Regions from separate parts of the Homo sapiens genome. Here region 1 is linked to region 2. A link is an interaction called in ENCODE POLR2A ChIA-PET data of the cell type or tissue named here. Cell type or tissue: PC-9. All regions are shown on one strand.

Region 1 (4,000 bases), 450 kb before region 2:
GCGTTTCTGTAGCTTGTAAAAACCTTTTGAATCTTGATCATCTTTAGCTAATCAATCATTTCATCTGCTTGTTTGATACATGTGTTTTGTTTTTTCATCTACGATACTGGTGAAAGTGTTGAATGAAAGGGGAGGCGGTAGAGCTCTGTGGCATGCCTCTGGAGACCTTTTTTTTTTTTTTTTCCTAAAGGTTGCTCTTGCTCATTAATTAGAACTCAGGTTATGACTGTGTAGTGACAGGTTCACTACAGTCATTCCACCATCTGTTTCTTTCACTTGTGCAAGAGGAACTCACAAATATCTTCAAAGTTCTGCTGAAACTCAGATGTGCAAGGTCAAAAGAAGTGTCTTGACTAGCAGTCCAGGGCCCCTGTCTAAAATGAGGTCAAAGTTCAGCGTAACGATTTTTTTTTTAATTTGGCTAATTCTAAATAGTTTTTAGACTTCTATATACCATTAACAACTCTGGAAAATTAAATGTATCCATTGTATTATGTATGGGTAGTTCAAAGAGAAAAAAAGGGATGAAAAGACTGAAATACTTAGTCTTTAATTGGTGCAACTGAACCACTGGGAATTTGAATTTTTGTTCAAAAGTTGTTTATGGAGTGCTAGTTATGGGAAGCCTTTGCATTGGATTCCAAGCACAAAGACCAGGCTCTTAAAGTTCAAATGCCAGTGGGGGAGATGGGAGGCAGCCTAGATACCTGGGGGAGGAGCAGAGAGCGCTCAAGGGAAGCATCCAGCTCTGCTAGATGGCAAGTGGCAAGGAGAGTGCCAAGATGAGGAGTGTCTCCAGCTACTCCAGACTGTTCAGAGCTGTTTGCTCTTGGATGGGGAGAGGATGGGTGGGGCTAGGGTGGAAGGAACAGAAGTACACAGCAGAAAGCCAAAGAAGGCCTGCCATGTTCCAGAAAGTGCTAGTGGTTTTGGGTGGCCACAGGCAGAGGGTGGATTGAAAAGAGGGTGAGGCCTGAGCAGGAAATTGGCCAGAATGCTGGTTGCCCAGGCCTGGCTCTTCCTCAAAACCCATGTGGGGGTTGATTTTCAAAGCTTTTCTCTTGCCGGGCCCCACCCACAGGAATTCCAATCAAGTACGGATGAGAGAGTCTGTCTGCCCAAAGAAACCTCGTGCTCAGCCTGGCTGAGGAAGCCTCCGGGGGCTGCTGCACCAGTCAAGAGAGGATTGGTGGGGGTAGGGTTGGGGGCTGACTTATGGCCATGGCAAGGGGGCTGGTAGGCAGGGGCGGACAGGAGAGGGCTTTTAAAAGGCAGTCTTTTCTAGCACCTGGTGACTGTTGGGCTGTTGGGGTGGAGACACAGAGGGGTGCCCAGCACTGTCCCAGGCTTCTGACATGAGGGGCAAGAGAGCTAGGAAGGAGGAGCGTCGGCATCACTGGAGTTTGGAATTTATGAGTCTATGAGGACATTTAGGGGCTGACATCTTGGAGGCAATTGGAAATGTGGTGTAGAGCTCCAGTGCACGATCTGGGTGGGAGGTCTCAGATGCACAGGTGCCAGGCAGTTGCAGAAGCTGTGGAATTGGGTGGAACTCTCCAGAAACAGCCTATCATGAGAAGAGGCTGGGAAGGACCTTGGGAGACACGGACATGGGGGGCAGTGGGAGGGGCAGGGGAGCCAGGGGAGGGGCCCATGAGGAGCGAATGAAGAGGAGGAGGAAGAGAGGGGCATGGTGTGACAATCTGGCCTGGCTGACCTGGAGTGTGGACACTCCCAGTCCAGAAAGCGGTTCTAGGAGGGAAACACATGTCGTCCCATCTTGTCCCATCTTCCATATAAGTCTTCAAGTCATTTCTGTGGCTCATGCCAGAAGATCCCTCAGAAAAGCAGGCGGCGTGAGAAGATGCTGTTCTCATCTCACCTGTGTGCCTTGGGGGGGTGGCTGGCATGGTCTTGAGCTCATAAGGTTCAGTGGTCCCGAGCCTCTGCCTCAGCTTGGCGCCTTGGCATGGGGAGGGCACTCAGGGAAGTTGGGAGGTGGCCCTCTCTTTCCTGGCTCCGCTGAAGGGCTTGGCGAGCTGTTCCATCCCAGTCCACAGACTCCTGCCTCATGGGAAGGCCCCATATTCTGGAGGTCAGTTGACAGCTGGTTACATTGTTTGCATGAACTGCGGACTGCATCTGTTTGGATGAATGCTGTAAAGTTAACTCTTCCTCCAGTTTGAAGCATTGCTTTGTGGGTAGAGGAATGTGAGGGAGGAGGGGACAGGAATGAATGGGTGGAACTTACCCGGAGCTGAGTAAACTCACCGTTGTTTACTTACCAGGCTGGGTTTCAGCTGCAGGGCACTCAATGCCAGCAGAAGCACCAGGATCGCAGGGTGTGGGCGGCCTGGGGTACTGGGCTGAGGAGTCACTGGTCTTCAGAAGAGAAGCCGTCAGTGGTTACGTATGTCCTAATACTGCCTGCCATTTAATACCACTTTTAGCTGAAACCAATCCTAAATTATAGTTAGGAGAGCACATGGACTCTCAAGTAGATGGTTGCAGTTCAGAGTTCAGGATTACTTTCAGGGCCAGATTCGCTTAACTAATACGGAGTTCAAACTAGGAGTCACAGGCCCTAGCTCTGCTGGAGTCCTGGTCCTTTGAGACTCTGTCTGCTGTTTGGTGAGTTATTTCTCTCTGGGCTTCAGTTAGGGGCTCTGTTAAACAAAAGGATTGATTGGCCTAGTGACTTTCACATTACTTCTCAGAGCCCAGGCTTCCTTGGAAGGCCCCCAGGGCTCTCAGCTCCAGCTCCCATCAGAACACCTCCACTTTCACCAGCTTCGCTTAGCCAGCTGTTACAACTTAATTTTTTTTTTTTTTTGAGACGGAGTTTCACGCATGTCACCCAGGCTGCAGTGCAATGGCAAGATCTTGCCTCACAGAAACCTCCGCCTCTCGGGTTCAAGCGATTCTCCTGCCTCAGCCTCCCAAGTAGCTGGGGTTAGAGGCATGCGCCACCACGCCCAGCTACTTTTGTATTTTTAGTAGAGACGGGGTTTCTCCATGTTGGTCAGGCTATTCTCAATCTCCCAATCTCAGGTGATCCACCCACCTCGGCCTCCCAAAGTGCTGGGATTACACACGTGAGCCACCGCGCCTGGCCAGAACTTCCTTTTGAAGTAGGCTTTCTGCAGCTCTAAAAAGGAGTTTGACAAACAACTTGGAGTAGATAATCAGTTCTGAGACTCTGTAGTGGCCAATTCTTGATAAATTTGGTAATTCATGTACAATTCTTTTGGGGGGCATATATTTTGATATTTGCCTTTAAAGATTAACATTCATTGTTCTGATTATGAAAGTAATAGGTACATATTGTAGAAAATACATCCAACTCTCAGGTGTCTCTTATGAGGATCCCATTCCTAATCCATTTTAATGAAGTAAGCTTCATGACGTTAGTAATAAATATTTTCAATAGCAGACCTGGGGTAGGAGCTGTGTAGCCCGTGGCAACAAGGATGGGTGTGGGTGTGTGTGCCTGAGACAGGCGTGTCTGTGTGTTTCTTTATGAGGCCTCCATCGTCCTATCTGCACAAGAGTGTGTGTCACTGCCTGCCAGGTCATTCTTCCATTCTCGTTCTCTCAAAACTTACACATCCATGTCACGTTTCGGCAAGCTTCTGCTTTTTGCTAGCTGTTAAGGATTAAAGCAACTCAAATGATTTAGGGGTAGTCATGATTGATATCCATCCAGTGACTTTTCTGTTTTATTGATTAAGTAAGGCGATTTATATTAACTAATAGATAGGTTCCTCATCCAGCATTGTCCTAGTCTAGTACTTGTAACTGTGAACTTTGTTTGTTTGTTTGTTTGTTTGTTAGTTTTTCTTTTTTTTTTTTCTTTTTTCTTTTTTTTTTTTATTGATCATTCTTGGGTGTTTCTCGCAGAGGGGGATTTGGCAGGGTCACAGGACAATAGTGGAGGGAAGGTCAGCAGATAAACAAGTGAACAGAGGTCTCTGGTTTTCCTAGGCAGAGGACCCTGCGG
Region 2 (4,000 bases):
GACTTGAAAAACAAGAACCAGATAGACTTAAAAAATGAACAAAGTAAATAATGAAGTCAAGCATGAGCCAATGTTGTTAAGTAGTAGAGGGGAAAAAAAAGTTAACAGTAGTATGACCGTATTAATAAATGCTTTCCTGAAAACTCACCAAATAAAGCAAACTTATACAGCTAATTTTCTATTTTCACATTGATTTCCATAATAAAGTTAGACATGTTTCCATGAAAACATGAATTCCCTACAAATCATAAATCATAGGAATTAATGCAAAAAAGATTCAATCACAAAATTAAATATAAATTCTGTCAATGTAGTAAGAATACTAAAGTAGCACATTCATTTCTGCCTTGGTCTTTATTTCCTTTCCTCTTATTAAAATAAATTTAACAGTATTTAACTACTGCCTCTCTTTAATTAAATTTTATAACCAAGACTCTCAAGAGGAGAACAGTACTGAAAGATATTAGAAAAAAGACTTCAGAATAAGAAAAAATAGGTTAGAAAAATTGACTTGGAATTTAGGAAAGAGGCCTTTGGGAAACAGGTTTCATAAAGGCTTTAACCGCAGAAGGTGATATTTTAAGGAGTTTCGGAGGGTTTTCCTCCCCCCATCATTCATTTACATCTATTCCTCAACTGTGACCCACTTTTTTCTAGTACCTCAAGAAAGTCTACTGGTTAACAAAAGACCTCCAAGGTCCTTCCAAATCTAAACAATCAACTTTTAAAAATAAGTGCTTGAGAATAACTCTGGAAGGATCCACAAGAACCAGAGATAAACTAGTTAGCTGAGAATACAAGGGAGAGGGTTCACTCAGTGTTTGCTATATATCCAGGAGGACCCCAGGAGTTTTGTACCATGTGCATTTATTGATTTTTTTTAATTTAAAGGACAATTCAATCATTTGTTGCAGTTTGATGCTGCATATGAAAAAATAACAAATATTATCCCTGACTTTAGAATTATGCATGCCACACTCAGGTAACAGCAAGAAGTGCTTTGGTAGAAAAAACAAAATAAGAACCATCGGCCATCATACAGTCATATTAGAATTTCAGAATGCTATTAAAAAAAAAAAACTAGCAATCTGCGAAACCAATAGCAAAGCTCATTTTAAGAAATATGTAATTATATATTCTCCCAAGTTCCACAGCTTTGGACCAAAGGCCCTATTTAATTGAAATCCTGAAACTGGGATTGAGGGCAGTTTTGGGGTATGTTTTCTCAAAACCTTTTCCCTAAGGAAACATCAAGAGAAACAACTTTCTAAAGTCCTATGCAGGCTCTTCAAAGCCCTATGTCTCTGAGCCCTGCCCCTTCCCAGGAAAGGTTCTAAGACCTAGAGAAACTTCTGGAACCTCATAAAAAGAGGAAGTAAAAAATACTGCTTTACTAAGCCCTCTGTCAGACCAGGCTCTAGACAAGCAAACTGACTCTAAGCTCCTGTTTTCCTGCTCTAACATCTGTATCTTGCCTACAGTCACCTAAAACACTGCTTTTAACATTTTACTCCTTTACTTAGAAATGTTTCTTGTTAGGTGTTTGTAGTTTGACAGTTTCTCGGGTGATTTTGATAAAACTCCCCTTCCTACTTGCTCTAAGAATCACTAGGAATCCTCTGCTTTAATCAGGCTAGATTCCTCAGGGCCTCACAGATATCCAAAGTTCATCTTCAGCTGGCCGCCTCATTTGTTTCCCACAATGATGTCACTCTTCTTAAACAATCCTTTTTACCCCAGGCCCGAATTTCACCTCTCTATCTTATCCACACGCTGCACAATTCAAAGACTAGCTGAAGTCTGTCCTCTCCAAAGCCTTTCTAGCTCTTCCAACTCTGACTACTCTTTTTCCTCCTCTCAAGATCAGCAGTGCTCCAGGTATGGCATACCATCTAGCCCCATTGCTCACCACTGAGTCATGAGTACGGTGCCCCAGCTGGTAAGAATGAATGCTCCTCAATGGACCATGCCTCACTCTTACATGGTGAAGGCATTTATATGCACCTTCAGAGACACAGCACACTTCTGACTTAGAGATACCACTGGTATTACTCTAATCAACGTCAGGGGCCTGGAGATACATCAAGCTTTATTATCATGATTAATTTTCAGATTGAAAGGGAGTAGTAGTTACAATAGGTTTTTCAAGAGGCACAAGGCCTAAAATTTGCATAATGTATTTTGTACTTCATGAGGGAGGTGGGGAATGTAATACCACTCAAAAAGAGATTTGGTAACTCCTGGAGTTAGGGTATAATTCTCATGAGGTGGGATAAAAGCACGAACTCAGTCAATAGTAGGGCAAAAGAGAGTCAATTCTTCAAGAAAATGACACTGCCCCACTACCTTGACCTTAGGCCCTAAATGTAGAAAACCTCATGCCTAATGAAGTACTATGATATTCAGAATGAATAGCTGAAAAATAACCAACAGACAGGGCACTTGTAAGTAACCACACAGCAGCCACAATCAACATCCACACAACCCACCATAAGCAATTTTTGGAACACAAAGAGAAAGGGCAAGATGACTTACACACCACAGACAGCACTGAAGAGGGCTTGCTAGGAAAAGTAATTTGGTATCATCAAGCTGTATACGTAAAGTTGACGGTATATAAATTATGCCTTGATAAAATTGTTTTTTAAAAAAGTAATCTGGTGACATGAGCTAGGGTATTCGCCTATGGAGAAGCAGCATGCAGTCCAGTAAAGTAAGGGGAGAGGGGTATTCACTAGGTTTTAATTGGCAGTTTCAAGATAGCAGGCACAAAACCTCTGGCACAGAAGCAGAAATGCCTCATGATGTTAAGACAGGAGAGTTCACTATAAATGATAAGAACTACCACAATATAGCCTTTGAAAAATACACACAAACATATAATAAAAAGTCAAACCAGGCCAGGCACAGTGGCTCACGCCTGTAATCCCAGCACTTTGGGAGGCCAAGGTGGGTGGATCACTTGAGGTCAGGAGTTTGAGACCAGCCTGGCCAACATGGTGAAACCCCATCTCTACTACAAGTACATAAAAAAAAATTAGCCAGGCGTGGTGGCCCATGCCTGTAATCCCAGCAACTCAGGAAGCTGGGGTAGGAGAATCGCTTGAACACAGGAAGCGGAGGTTGCAGTGAGCCAAGATCGTGCCACCGCACTCCAGCCTGTGTGACAGAATGAGACTCCATCTCAAAATAATAATTAAAAAAACTCCAAACCATAAAAAACTACTGAAATAATGAGAACCATACAGCTAGTGGCAATTGGGGATAGTTTCAGAGAAAGAAGAAATGGGAGTGGGTGGAGGCAGAAAGAAAAACAAATTAATACTTAAGACTGGTGATAACTGAAGAAAGCAGAACTGATGAAAGAAGGGAAGTCTTAGAAATCATTGCTATTGGCCAAGAAGCTTGGTTCACAGTCTCCAGGACATAAGGTCTGCTTTGGGATAGGTTCTTTAGAAGGGGGCTAAAGGACATTTTTCCTTTAATATCAAATGAGGGAAATCAAGGGAGCCACATACAAGTAAAAGAAAATAATGCAGGAAAAGAGAGGAGGTTGCTGAGAGCTTAGAAGGACCCAAAACAGGAGTTCAGGATAATATATCTGAAATTAACACTTATGACAACAACTATCAATTATTACCTTTAGTGATAGAATAAAACTGGTTATATCTTAATTACATCATAGGAAAACATTTCTTTCATTTTTTACTTTAGTCTCTCAGAATAAAGGGATCATGTCCCATATCATATTATAATGAAGTGAAAAAGAAAGGAATCAATTTTTGTTTGTATACCTGTTATATGCCAGGCACTTTATCATACACATCTCCTCATAATAACCTTGCAAAATAGTTCTATCTCCAATTTACAGATGAAGAAACTGAAGCTCAGAAAGGCTAAGAGCCTGCTCAAGGATATGTACTTTTCAGTAGTGGATGTGAGATTTGAACCTGACCCTAAAAGCCATACGTTTTACACAATATCACACTTCCTCTAAAAA

The links. ChIA-PET counts read pairs that join two places held together with the same protein. Peaks named below come from ENCODE experiments on the same cell type or tissue, not always from the same donor. Only the 100,000 strongest peaks of a DNase experiment are listed, where the experiment ranks them.
Region 1: POLR2A ChIA-PET joins it to region 2 with 6 read pairs; 1 of 35 experiments calls an interaction of 5 or more read pairs at or near these places.

What each region holds. Positions count from the first base shown.
Region 1 is chr15:52,286,810-52,290,809 of GRCh38, reverse strand. All of the region lies in intron 1 of MYO5C (myosin VC), which reads left to right. Among named protein-coding and RNA genes, the nearest start is that of MYO5C, 7.0 kb to the left of the region's middle. RefSeq lists an enhancer at 3,949-4,000. In PC-9, no CTCF peak of the experiment used is centred here; a DNase peak (open chromatin) is centred at 2,259; H3K4me3 peaks cover 580 bases; H3K27ac peaks cover 2,934 bases.
Region 2 is chr15:51,840,974-51,844,973 of GRCh38, reverse strand. All of the region lies in intron 1 of TMOD3 (tropomodulin 3), which reads right to left. Among named protein-coding and RNA genes, the nearest start is that of TMOD3, 13 kb to the right of the region's middle. In PC-9, no CTCF peak of the experiment used is centred here; a DNase peak (open chromatin) is centred at 1,943; H3K27ac peaks cover 2,720 bases.